3 separate regions of the Homo sapiens genome follow, and all the other regions are linked to region 1. A link is a contact called in ENCODE Hi-C or POLR2A ChIA-PET data. All regions are on one chromosome and are shown on one strand. The core of a region is the stretch at or near the end of the contact, and the rest is flanking DNA. Distances in the headings are between cores, read along the strand shown.

What was found. A loop is a pair of places that touch in the nucleus more often than their neighbours do. ChIA-PET counts read pairs that join two places held with the same protein, here RNA polymerase II (POLR2A). Pooled maps may share reads with other maps.
Region 2: a pooled map shows a loop between it and region 1 (4-fold over the local background). The contact joins two enhancer-like sites. A Hi-C loop is called at or near these places in 1 of 37 single-sample maps with no recorded cell type and 2 of 50 pooled maps. POLR2A ChIA-PET finds 5 or more read pairs at or near these places in 1 of 52 experiments (activated CD4-positive, alpha-beta T cell).
Region 3: a loop to region 1 is called in a map with no recorded cell type, with 8 times the contacts of the local background. The contact joins two enhancer-like sites. A Hi-C loop is called at or near these places in 16 of 37 single-sample maps with no recorded cell type and 4 of 50 pooled maps.

What each region holds. Positions count from the first base shown.
Region 1 is chr3:144,293,334-144,297,991 of GRCh38, reverse strand. All of the region lies in intron 2 of LOC105374140 (a long non-coding RNA gene), which reads right to left. Among named protein-coding and RNA genes, the nearest start is that of DIPK2A, 320 kb to the right of the region's middle. Within about 2 kb of position 2,596, at least 2 of the 41 ENCODE cell types and tissues checked have a DNase peak (open chromatin) inside an H3K27ac peak, as active enhancers do.
Region 2 is chr3:143,922,343-143,927,000 of GRCh38, reverse strand. No RefSeq gene overlaps it. Among named protein-coding and RNA genes, the nearest start is that of DIPK2A, 47 kb to the left of the region's middle. Within about 2 kb of position 2,285, at least 2 of the 41 ENCODE cell types and tissues checked have a DNase peak (open chromatin) inside an H3K27ac peak, as active enhancers do.
Region 3 is chr3:144,026,276-144,030,933 of GRCh38, reverse strand. No RefSeq gene overlaps it. Among named protein-coding and RNA genes, the nearest start is that of DIPK2A, 57 kb to the right of the region's middle. Within about 2 kb of position 2,018, at least 3 of the 41 ENCODE cell types and tissues checked have a DNase peak (open chromatin) inside an H3K27ac peak, as active enhancers do.

The sequences.
Region 1 (4,658 bases), core at 1,347-3,846:
GTTGAAAGATATCCTATGTTCATGTATTGGAAGAATTAATATCGTTAAAATGTTCATAATTCCCAAAGTGATCTACAGATTCAGTGCAATCCCTATCAAAATACCAATATCAAAAGTAGAAAAAAATCCTAAAATTTGTGTGGAATCACAAAATACCCTGAATTGCTAATGCAATCTTTAATAAAAAGAACAAAGCTAGAGGCTTCTCACTACCTGACTTCAAAATATAGTACACAAAGCAATAGTAACCAAAACAGCATGTTACTGGCATAAAAAACACACATGTGGACCAACAGGTGGAATAGAGAGCCTGTAAATAAATCTAGGCATTTACAGCTAATTGATCTTTGACAACGGGGTGAAGAACACACAATGAGAAAGTTTCTTCAATAAATGATGCTGAGATGGCTGGATAGCTATATGTAGACAAATAAAATTTGACCCTTATATAACACCATATACAAAAATCAACTCAAAATGTGTTAAAAACTTAACTGATGCTGAGATGACTGGATAGCTATATGTAAGTCCTGTAACTGTAAAACTACTAGAAGAAAACAGGGGAAAAGATTCTTGACATTGTTCTGGGTAATGATTTTTGGGGGTATGTCTCCAAACACATTGGCAACAAAAATAAAACTTAAAAAATGGGATTGCTTCAAACAAAAACAATTCTGCACAGCAAAGGAAATAATAAACAGAATGAAGAGACAACCTACAGAGTAAGAGAAAATATTTGCAAGTCAAACATCTGATAAGGAGTTAATATCCAAAATATACAAATAATGCAAACAACTCAATGATAAGAAAACAAATAATCTGATTTAAAAATGGGCAAAGAATCTAAAGACAAATTTCTCAAAAGACAAAGAGCCAACAGGTATATGAAAAAATGCCCAAGATCATTAGTAATTAGGGAAATACAATTTAAAACCACAATGAATTTTCATTTCACACCTGTTAAAATAGCAACTATCAATATGACAAAAAGTAACAAGTTTGGCAAGGAGATGGAGAAAAGAAAGCCCTTATATATTGCATATATTGCTGGTGAGAATGTAAATTAGAATAACCATTATGGAAAACAGTGTGAATGTTTTTGAAAAAATTAAAAATGAAACTATCATAAGACCTAACAATCTCATTTCTGAGTATATTTCCACTGAAAATAAAGTGAGTATATAAAGGGTATCTGCACTTCCAGATTCCTTGCAGCATTTATGGTAGCCAATATTTGGAATCAAATACACACACACACACACATACACAAACACATACACATACACATACACAAGGAGTCTTCAAAAAGTTCATGAAAAATGTATATTATGAAAAAACTATACATGGACTTCAAAATTGTTTGCATCAAAATATTTTTGCACCAAAATAAACTTGTATTAACATGTTTTTATTTTTCTATTTTCATTTCTTTGAGACTAAGTCTCTCTCACTGTCATCCGGGCTGCAGTACAGTGGCATGATCACGGCTCACTGCAGCCTAAACTATCCAGGTTCAGGTGATCCTCCCACCTCGGCCTCCCAAGTAGCTAGGACTACATACATGCACTACCAGGCCTGGCTTATTTTTGTATTTTTTTATAGACATGGGGTTTAGCAATGTTACCCAGGCTGGTCTCGGACTCCTGGGCTCAAGTGATCCACCCACCTTGGTCCTACAAAGTGCTGGGATTACTGGTGTGAACCACCGCACCCAGCTAATATTACCATATTATAACAGGATCTAGTTTGGAGTACTAACAAGAATAAGACATCAATTTGAAAAAAGCTCTTATCAGAACATTATGAATTTTACTAAAGTTGAAGTAAGAGAAATCACCAAATTTATAGTGAATCTTGGGTGGAAGAATGGTGAAATCACTGATGCTTTACAAAAAGTTTATGGGGAAAATGACTGAAAGAAATTAGTAGCTTACAAATGGATAGCTTGATTTAAGAAAAAAAAAAATGAGATGATGTCAAAAATGAAGACTGCAGTGGCAGACCAATTAGGAATACAACATAGTTTTAATCATACAAATGGGCCAAAGGCAAGTAGATATTACTCTTTTCTTGCAATGGGTGACAGTTTGGTTGGACACTGAACTGAGCCCCAAATTTTCTGCCAGTTAGAACACAAAGAATAACATGTTGAACCACATTCTTTTCATTATCTAACAAACAAAAGTACACAGATTTGTCTCTACAGTCTTTGTTACTTCCTGGAACTAAACTCAAGCAGGAATTTATGACATGAAAACACGCAGAAGGCACATCAGAACACATCGCTTCAATTATGTGATTAGAAAACACAAAAATTCCATTCAGACCACCCTTTATAAAAACAGCAAGCATAAGGTTAAAGCAAAATTTAACGAAAGCAGTTGGTTGGGGAAAATAAGACAAGGGGGTCTAAAGACTGACATTCACAGGATCTGAATTAAGATAGGGGATCATTTTAAATAGTGAGATATTGAACTTATCAGTTAGATTCTTTCAAATGTCAGATTCCTTAGGTTACACTGGCAGAGGCTAAATTTTTGTCAGTTCATGATTAAATCTCACAAGAAACTGCAGTATAAATATTCTGAGTTGTCAGTTAAAATGAAACTTCCTTGCTTTAGTTATTAGTCAGGACCTGTCACTTTTGTCAACCACATTTGTTCTCATCACAAACAAGTGGTCTTACTGCAGGAAAGATGCCAGCCTAAGAAAACTGTTTTTCTTATGATTGGCCCTGTACAGGTTCTCAGAGAAGACTCTATCATCTATAACTTCTAATGTAGGGAAAAAGAATGTACTCTAAAAGAATTGTCTTTGAAGCATAAATTATTTGTGTTTGATTTTTTTTGTGTGTGATTGGTTATTCTTATCCATAGAAGGGCTTTAATGTAATGTCTCTTAAAGTTGAAATATTAAAAATTTTACCTTTTAATATTTATAATTATGTGAGAACATTTGACCTCACCAAAATATGTTACGATACTGATTCTGAGTAGATGATAAATAGGTCATATTTACCCTCTCTAAGTAGAGGGTAAATAGGTCATATTTCCCCTCTCTAAGTAGAAGGTAAATAGGTCATATTTCTCTGACTGTCTATTGAAAATATTTTTAGTGGAACCAAAATTTGAATTCACACAAACCAGTAATACTGAGAATTGACACATTGTCACTGAGAAGTGACAGAATGGAAAGGTGGCCTGTGTGGGAAGAACAAAACCACTGTTTTATTAGGATCACAACTTTTTCGAGAAGGATAAAGGGGCATTACTTTATTTTACAAGGTTCCCAGATCCCAGTTAGCCTTGTATCTGTTTAATTTTGATGAATTATTAAGCAAACATTTTTAAGTGAATTAATTATTAAAAACTATTCATTTTCATTTAGCCATAAATGTAAAATTGTCATTAAAATTTTTGGGTCATTTTAACTATTTTAAGCTGTACTTTCTTTAATGCTGCTTACTATCTTAAAAACAAATCAATAAATGTCTCCATTTTAATGTAAAAAAGATTAAATATTAATAATAACACCAACCCAAAGACATCATTAGCATAAGTGAGCTGAAAAATGCACCCTTATATAACTACCTAAGCTCTACCTATTAGTTGGGTTAATCTTGATTAAATATTGATGAGTATACAACAGATTATTTCAACTTATATTAATATTTAATTGATGCTGAGTTTTTTCTTTATGTAAAAATTAGCTGTAATCTTTCTTTTAAGATCTTTTCTGATAAAAATAGTAAAATGAATAATCTAGAACTATGAGAATGTTTTCATTTTGTATACAATATAATAGAACCTGCACCAAGAACTCCTAACAAGTGCCCAAATACAATAGCTATCCACTAAACATGAATGAAATGAACAGTATTGTGATAAAGTTTGTCTACATTTTACTTAAGGAATATATCTGTTAGATTTCCACTCTGGCCACAAGGTAGTAATTCAAATCAGCTTGCTTCCCACCAAAACCAACTAAAAATTTAGACAAAATTATACCAAATAATCCTACAGATATTAGAAAACATACAAGGTAGGAATGTTATTCCTGAGAGAAGAAAAAAGAATGAGGTTTTTGCCTGGTGGCACTTTCTGACTGCAGTTCAGAGAGGGGTTATTCCAAATGAAGCACAGTAGGCTTTTCCAGTTCATGGTAAATACAAAGTCTAATAGCTGAATCACTATTTCATGCCAACAGTTAAATTTTTAACTTTTAATATAATCTAATGGGAATCTAAATTCTTCAGATGATGTGTTGTGGCAGAAGAATTTGAACTTGGTAAGACTTTCAAATACAAATAAGTTTACAAGTAGAAAATCTATTAGAGACAACAAATCATTTTTTAAAATAAAGCAATTGATCAGTTCAGCACAAATAGAAATAACATTTTAAAATTCTCAAATAAATCTTTTATTTTAACAAACTGGACATCAAGAACTTAGCAAAGTGGAAATAGAAAGTAATTATGGAGCATGATAAAGAACATCTAAACCCACTAGTTAATAGTATACCAATAATAAAGCACTAGAGGTCTTCTCATTAAAAGCAATAATAAAATACAAATGCTTCTATCACATTTGTTACTTAATGTTATTCTAGGATGAATAAGATGTCTGATGATAGGAAATTGGTTAAAAATGCATGTATTT
Region 2 (4,658 bases), core at 1,036-3,535, 370 kb after region 1:
GGCAACTGAAGTGGTTTAGCCGTCAGATCCAAAGAGCTGGAAATTTTCCCTTCTTTTCCAATCCCCTGTCCCTCGCCTTCCCTGTCTGCTTTCTCCATCTTTTTCCTTCTCTTCTTCCCCCTACTTCTCCTCTTCTCATGCTTTTTCTTCTTCTCCTTCTTCTAGAATATATTAGCAGAATAGAAGACTTTATTTTCTTCCAGGCCTTAACTAAATGAATAGATTCTTTTTATACAGTAGTGAATAAAACATTCAAAATGCCAAGAGATAGTTATTAGTCAAGTTTCTGAATAAAGTTGCTTCATTTTCTACTCAAGAAAAACTGAGGTAACAGATATTACCTGTACTGGTTTCTCAGCCCTGACAGGTGAGATCTTACTTTATGTATTTCAAGAATGAACAAAAACCCTTCTTAGGAAGGAGATACTCAAAGAGAGTCATCCATGGTCAGACTCTGCAACACAACCTGGTCACTTTTTCTTTCCCCTTGAGGTGAGCTGTCTCTTTATAAGCAAAATGGATAACTGAAAATGAGGACTTCATGCCCTACTTTCCTGTTCTCATCTTGGGCAATGACAGGCCAGCTTCCTTTACTCTCTGTCAGATTTACAAAGTCACACGCATGGAAGGTCAATTACCCAACAAAAAGGAAGCTATAAAGCATCTTACGCTTTTGTTCTCTTTCTCTTGATTTAATTTATGTAAGTTAGCTTGTGGGAATAGACCAGGTTAAGCTTACCACATCAGTCTTCCTGAAGAGTGAGCACTCACAGCATGTGTCCACAGGTTGCCCAGGGTGGGACAGTCTCTGTGTGCCTTATGGGATTAGGCAGGGGTCTCTTTGAATGGAACACAAGAGCCCATTCTGAAAATGAAATCTCACATAGGATCTCAATGTGAAGAGCAGATGGGGATGCTGTATCCAGAGAGAGGAGAGAGATGACTTTAGGGAGAGGTGGTGTACCCTCTGAGAGGCACACTTTGAGAACTACTTTCTCTGCGCAAGTTTTCATCAGCAGACTCACTTATTGGATTCTATCCAGGATGGTGGAACGAGAGGAGAGCCTAGATGTTATAGGACAGATTTTAGCTCAGTGTAGAAAACAAAAGAAACAAATAGAAACATCCTTGTTCAGAGCCATGTAACAACATAGTAGTTTCTTTCACAAAGCAGCAAAATTCCTGACACTATAGCATTGAAGAAGGGGTGGTTGACACTCTTTAGAGATAGAAGTATAGAACTTTCCTCATCAGGTGAGACTGGTTCAGATGGCATCTGGCTGTTCATTATAATATTCATAAGTTTTCTGGTGATATTTGACATCTTAGCAGTGTGCAGAGCCCACAGGCAGCTGAAATATAATGAATTGCTTGAGGAAAATATTGAGTGTATAGAGTATACGATTATAGGAATTATGACTATAGATGCCAGTTCTGGCCAACTTACCAATACCAACACACAAAGGCTGCTGGCTGTCAGTGAGGGCCACCTCAGCTTTTCAGCATTAACATTTTAGGTCAGTCCAATTTTTATATATTCAGTAAGAGCAAGGGTGAGAAGAAGAGTACTCCTAGGTACTCATACTTGGTATGCAACATTGGTATGGGAAACAGTCACAGAAAGAAGCATTTAAATACAGGGAGTAGATCCCAAAGCTTCTGTGGCCAGAAGTCTGTACCATTGTTCTGTCCTCCCACATTTGAAAGTTGGTTATTTACTATATGTAAATAACCAAAATGATCCTTGGCACAGAGTAGACTCATAGACCCTGGGGTGCCCACTTGACCACTGCAACGGTGCTGGATGTGTGGTCCAAAGCATGGCTTTCACAGCCAAACACACCACTGTGCCTGTGTGTGTATGTGAATGTGGGCAGGAAACATGGCATTTCTAGATAACCACTCGTGCATGTTCCTTTTTAGCGTCAGATACAAGTATTTATAATTTAATTTGAGGAAAAAGCTTAATACAACTTCAGAAATGAAAGTGAGAGTCAATTTCATGTGTTAGAAAATGAAAGAAGGCCTGTTTCCATTTTGCGGCAGTTTTTCTCTTTTTTTTTTCTCTCAACCCTTTAACTTTGGAATGAAGCAATTCAAATTATGTTCCCTAATGGTCTTTGGCATGAATTTTACAAATTGAAGAAACAGAGCAAAACAGAAGAGAGAAGCTACCATTGGTATAATGGATTTCATTTTTCTTCTTTCTTTTTTAGTCTGTTGTTTTTGAAGTGGATTCCCACAGGTATAGAATTTCCTTCATGAAAGTTGAAATGAAACTGAAGAGCTCTTCATAGAGAGAAGGCCGTGTGATACCAAACATGCTTTCTATTTCATCTCCATGATGAGAATGGATTTTTGGTGATATCGCTCTGAGGAATTTGGCTCAGGTCCGACTTACAGTGGGTCCAGCAGGTACCTGGACACATCCTATGGTCATATCCCCGGTGCCAGAATGCGTAATTGACATAGACATATTTAGCAGCTGGCAGAAGCCCCACATTGGCTGACTGGTAGAGTTAGGGCTACTATGGTGGGAGAGGCCAAATGGAAGCCATTGGGGCTGCCTCTACCTAGAAAAATAGTACGTCAAATACAATATCGCATCCATAAGGGATTGCGGAGATTAGCGCCACCTTTAAGGACTTGAAAGACTCAGGGGTGGTGATTCACACCACATCCCCATTCAACTCTGCCATTTGGCCTGTGCAAAAAACAAATGGATCTTGGAGAATGATAGTGGATTTATCATAAGCTTAACCAAGTGGTGACTCCAATTGCAGCTGCTGTACCAGATATGGTTTCATTGCTTGGGCAAATTTACATATCTCCTGGTAGCTGGTAGGCAGCCATTGACTTAGCAAATGCCTTTTTCTCCATTCCTGTCCATAAGCATAAGCAATGTGCCTTCAGCTGGCAAGGCCAGCAATATACCTTTACTGTCCTGCCTCAGGTGTATATCAACTCTTTTTGTGTCATAATCTTATTCGGAGAGACCTTGAGCACTTTTCACTTCTGCAGGATATCACACTGGTCCATTACATTGATGACATTATGCTGATTAGATCCAGTGAGCAAGAAGTAGCAAATACATTGGACTTATTGGTGAGACATTTGTGTGCCAGAGGATGGGAAATAAATCCAACTAAAATTCAGGGACTTTCTACCTCAGTAAAATTTCTAGGGGTCCAGTGGTGTGGGGCCTGCAGAGATGTTCCTTCTGAGGTGAAAGATAAGTTGCTGCATTTGGCCCCTCCTATAACCAAGAAAGAGGCACAACAACTAGTGGGCCTATTTGGATATTGGAGGCAACACATTCCTCATTTGGGTGTGTTATTCCAGCCCATTTATCAACTGACCCAAAAGGCTGCCAGTTTTGAGTGGGGTCCAGAACAACAGAAGGCTCTGCAACAGGTCCAGGCTGCTGTGCAAGCTGCTCTGCCACTTGGGCCATATGACCCAGCAAATCCAGTGATGCTTGAAGTGTGAGTGGCAGATAGGGATCCTGTTTGGAGTCTTTGGCAGGCCCTCATAGGTGAATCATAGCAGAAGCCTCTAGGATTTTGGAGCAAGGCTCTGCCATCTTCTGCAGATAACTACTCTCCTTTTGAGAGACAGATCTTGGCCTGTTACTGGGCTTTGGTGGAAACTGAATGTTTGAATATGGGTCATCAAGTCACCATGCGACCTGAACTGCCTATCATGAACTGGGTGCTTTCTGACCCATCTAGCCATAAAGTGGGTTATGCACAGCAGCATTCCATCATCAAGTGGAAGTGGTATATACATGATCAGGCTCGAGCAGGTCCTGCAGGCACAAGTAACTTACATGAGGAAGTGGTTCAAATGCCCATGTCTCCACTCCTTCTACCCTGCCTTCTCTCCCTCAGCCTGCACCAGTGGCCTCATGGAGAGTTCCCTATGACCGGTCAACAGAGGAACATAGGACTAGGGGCTGGTTCACAGATGGTTCTGCATGATATGCAGGCACCACCCGAAAGTGGACAGCTGCAGCACTACAGCCTCTTTCTAGGACATTCATGAAGGACAGCAGGGAAGGGAAATCTTCCCAGTGGGCAGAACTTTGAGCAGTGCATGTGGTTGTGCACTTTGCATGGAAGGAGAAATGGCCAGATGTGTGATTATGTACTGACTCATGGGCTATAGCCAATGGTTTGGCCAGATGGTCAGGGACTTGAAAGAAGCATGAGTGGAAAATTGGGGACAAAGAAATTTGGGGAACAGGTATGTGGATGGACCTCTCTGAGTGGTCAAAAACTGTGAAGATATTTGTATTCCATGTGAGGGCGCACCAACAGGTGACCTCACAGAGGAGGATTTTAATAATCAAGTGTATAGGATGACCCATTCTGTGGACACCACTCAGCCTCTTTCCCCAGCCACCCCCATCATCACCCAATGAGCCCCTGAGCAAAGTGGCCATGGTAGCAGGGATGGAGGATACTCATGGGCTCGGCAACATGGACTTCCACTCACCAAGCCTGACCTGGCTACAGCCACTTCTCAGTGCCCAATTTGCCAGCAGCAGAGACCAACACTGAGCCCTCGATATGGCACCATTCCCTGGGGTGATCAGCCAGCTACCCGGTGGCAGGTTGATTATATTAGACCTCTTCCATCACAGAAAGGGCAAAGGG
Region 3 (4,658 bases), core at 769-3,268, 270 kb after region 1:
CAGGAGTTTTTTGTAGTATTCCCTCTACTTTTTATATGTTTTAAATTTTAATAATATAAACAAAACAAGCTACTAATTTTTTTAAAGTTGTTTCTGTTGCATCCTTTTTAAACTTTACTTATTCAAAGCAAAATAATATTTATTGCATTTAATTGTCTTCCTGTTTGATAAATCCTAATGAATAACTTTTGATCTTCCATTTATTCCTATTTTTTAATTGTTTTCAAAAAAGCAGGTATCTGGGCCTTAATTCAATAACTTTTGTAGAACACTTAGGAATATATTTTTTTCCACTCCACTGAAATCTAGATAAAAATACTATATGAATTTTATTTTAAAAAACGTTTTAAAGCAAATACGATCTGATCAAATGTGTTTGGGATTTCAAATGCATGACTTCCTTGATTTTTTTGAGCTCATTATTTACATAAAAATATTCAGAGTTATTTTCAGGGTAATTGTGATTGAAAATATAATAATAATTATTGCTATTGCAAAATTTGTATATGAAATTTTCATTTGGGCCTAGTCATGGTGACTTTTATGTAACATATCAAAACATTTTGTATTTTTTTGATATCAAATGTGAACAGTCTCTCAAATAAAATGAGACTTATAACTAGTTGCATTTAAGTACTCCTGTTGACATAAGCTACAACAGGTGTGGAGAAAGGAAAGGAGCGAGGTGAGGAGCAGGGGCGTGGAAAATTCTCCAATGCAGCAGAGAAGAAAACAGTTTAGGTCACAGCATTTTGATCTTGCATGTGATACAACCACTCAGCTAGAAAGAATGAAGTGATCACACTGATATTCAGAGTTTGTGTCTAAACACCATAATCTTTAAGATTCGGAGTGCTTCTTTTATTAAAGTCCCAAATACGTGCCTTATCCCTCTATCTATATATCTTTCTATCTATCTATCTATCTATCTATCTATCTATCTATCTATCATCTATCTCTCTATCTGTCTAGATAGGCCTTATGCCTATATCATCAACCTATTAGATAGATTAGGTAGATAGACATAGATAGATATAGGAATCATAGATAGATATATAGGTAGATAGATACATATCTAGATAGGTGATAGATGGATGGATGGATAGATAGATAGACAGATAGATAGACAGATAGAGATACATTTCCACAATTTCCTCATGGATATAATATCAGAATAAGAGGAATAAAAGTTGATAAAGGCTGGGCATGGTAAATCACGACTGTAATTCCAGCACTTTGGGAGGCTGACACAGGTAGAGCACTTGAGGCCAAGAGTTCGAGACCAGCCTGGGTAACATGGAGAAACCTCGTCTCTACGTAAAACACAAAAATTAGCCTGGTGTGGTGGTACGAGCTACTTGGGAGACTGAGGCACAAGAATCACTTTAACCCAGGAAATGGAGGTTGCAGTGAGCCGAGATCACACCACTGCACTCCAGCCTGGGTACAGAGTGAGACTCTGTCAAAAAAAAAAAAAAAGTTGTTAAGAAGTTGGGGGACACTCAGTAGTACCTGAGGGCATACTGCCTGGACCATTGTTGACATGGAACGATGAAGCATGGAATGAGTTACAAGTCACACAGGCCATTCAACCAGCTCTCAGACCCTGCTGTTGGGCCCAAAACTGGACCCAGCACCACTCTGCCCATCTCCTGTTGCTGAGCCTCTGTGGTGTTAATGAATGGAGTACTGGGTTTAGCCACTAACATCTTACTGGTGGAAAGGGAAGCAGCAGTACTAAAAACTGTCAGTCCTTTATTCTTCATGTCTATTGGAGAAGCCTGCCTACACACACATGCTCATGCATGCACATGCACGCACACACACACACACACACACACACACACACACCCTGGGAGCATTCCGTAAACACAGGAAAAATGACATGGGCTCCAGAGAGCAATATTTCTGGCAAATCCAGATGGTGGTGATGTAAAACAACACAATGATGTTCACTATTACTCTCAGCTGTGAAAATTTACGTGGCAGTACCACTTCTCACTTTCACTCCATTTCCCCTTTCCCACTTCCCCATTTAGCATCTGTAAGTTACTCAGTCTCATTTTATAAAGATACATTCATTCTCTCAGCAAATATTTACTGAGTTTCTATCACATGCTAGGGACCAGGAGTTTGGTGATCAGCAAGAGAAAGACCCTGTTGGCTCTCCAGAAGCATACCTTCTAGTTAGGGAGACAAATATAATTTAGTAATTTAGCATCACTTCAGAGACGGAAAAATCAGTCTGGAAAAAAAAAAAACAGAAAAGGGACTCAGCAGAACTGAAAAAAGATCAAGGATATTTAATATAAGGTGGTTAGAGAAGCCCTGCTGAGGAAAGGACATTTAAGCAATATGGGAATGATAAGGAATCAATCCAGTGAAGATCTAAGAGGAGAGAATTCTAAGCAGAGGGAACAGCAAAGTTTCTGAGCAAGATAGCTTGCCAGATTGCAGGACCAGATTTTGTAGCCTAATTATAGTTAATAAAGATATAAGTGATAGAATAAGAGGACTCAGAGCAAGTCTCATAGGCCATAGTCAGGAGTTTAGATTTTATTCTAAATGGGTTATGTAACCATTGGAGATTTTAAGAAGTTGGATTAAAATGACCATGTTGACTCTTCTATAGAGAATAGGCTTTCATGATGCAAGAGTGGACATAAGAAGTGGAAAACAGGTTTTGCTATACTTAGACGAGAGATAACAGGTGGGAGGATAGTTGAGAAGATGGTGAGAAGTCACAGGATTTGGAATGTATTTCGCATATAGGATTGACAGAATTTTTGCCTATGGATTCAACTTATAAAAGGGCTGGCAAGGAAAAAAAGAAAAATCAAAGATAACACCAAGTCTTTGAATTTCACTTATAAATCTTCCTAATGGGAATCTGATAAGAATGTCATTGGTGTAAAATACATGTACTATGTCATTAGTGATACAAATAAATGTATATTTGTTGAATGAATGAAGGAGGAAAGATTATTTTCACGCTGCTTTCTTGTATAAATAGCTGATATTAAGCATGGCTTTGTCTGCATTATGTTTTTTTTAAGTGAACAATATATCCCAAAGATTGCTACACAGAAGTACACACAGGTATTCCTCCTTTCCTTAAACAATTGAACAGGATTTTTTGTATGAATATAATATAGTTCTGTCAATCAGTCCCAGTTGATGGACATTGCCATTTTTTCCTAGTCATTTACTGCACATAATCTTGCAATAAATAGCATGTACATGTCTTTTAACTTTTTACCTGTGAATCTTTGAGGTAGATTCTTAGAAGTGAGATTGCTGGGTTACCTAAGAACCCAAGATAAAGAACAGCAATAGACCAGGGCAGGTGGCTTACATCTGAAATCCCAGAACTTTGGAAGGCTGAGGTGGGGGATCAATTGGGGCTAGGAGTTTGAGACCTAACTGCACAACATTGCAAGATCCTGTCTCTAAAAAAAAAAAAAAAAAAAAATTTTTTTTTATACTTTAAGTTCTAGGGTACATATACACAACGTGCAGGTTTGTTACATATGTATACATGTGCCATGTTGGTGTGCTGCACCCATTAACTCGTCATTTACATTAGGTATAGCCCCTAATGCTGTCCCTCCCCACTCCCTACACACCACGACAGGCCCCAGTGTGTGATGTTCCCCACCCTGTGTCCAAGTGTTCTCATTGTTCAATTCCCACCTATGAGTGAGAACATGCGGTGTCTGGTTTTTTGTCCTTGCGATAGTTTGCTGAGAATGATGGTTTCCAGCTTCATCCATGTCCCTACAAAGGATATGAACTCATTTTTTATGGCTGCATAGTATTCCATGATGTATATGTGCCACATTTTATTAATCCAGTCTATCATTGATGGACATTTGGTTTTGTTCCAAGTCTTTGCTGTTGTGAATAGTGCCACAATAAACATATGTTATAGTAGCATGATTTATAACCCTTTGGTTATATACCCAGTAATGGGATGGCTGGGTCAAATGGTATTTCTAGTCCTAGATCCCTAAGGAATCGCCACACTGTCTTCCACAATGGTTGAACCAGTTTACAGTCCTGTCAACAGAATAAAAGTGTTCCTATTTCTCCACACCCTCTCCAGCACCTATTGTTTCCTGACTTTTTAATGATTGCCATTCTAACTGGTGTGAGATGGTATCTCATTGTGGTTTTGATTTGCATTTCTCTGATGGCCAGTGATGACGAGCATTTTTTCATGTGTCTTTTGGCTGCATAAATGTCTTCTTTTGAGAAGTGTCTGTTCACATCCTTTGCCCACTTTTTCATGGGGTTGTTTTATTCTTGTAAATTTGTTTGAGTTCTTTGTAGATTCTGGATATTAGCCCTTTGTCAGATGAGTAGACTGCAAAAATTTTCTCCCATTCTGTAGGTTGCCTGTTCACTTTGATGGTAGTTTCTTTTGCTGTGCAGAGGCTCTTTAGTTTAATTAGATCCCATTTGTCAATTTTGGCTTTTGTTGCCATTGCTTTTGGTGTTTTAGACATGAAATCCTTGCCCATGCCTGTGCCTGAATGGTATTGTCTAGGTTTTTTTCTAGGATTTTTATGGTTTTAGGTCTAACATTTAAGTCTTTAATCCATCTTGAATTAATTTTTGTATAATTTTGAATTAATTTTGTAAGGAAGGGATCCAGT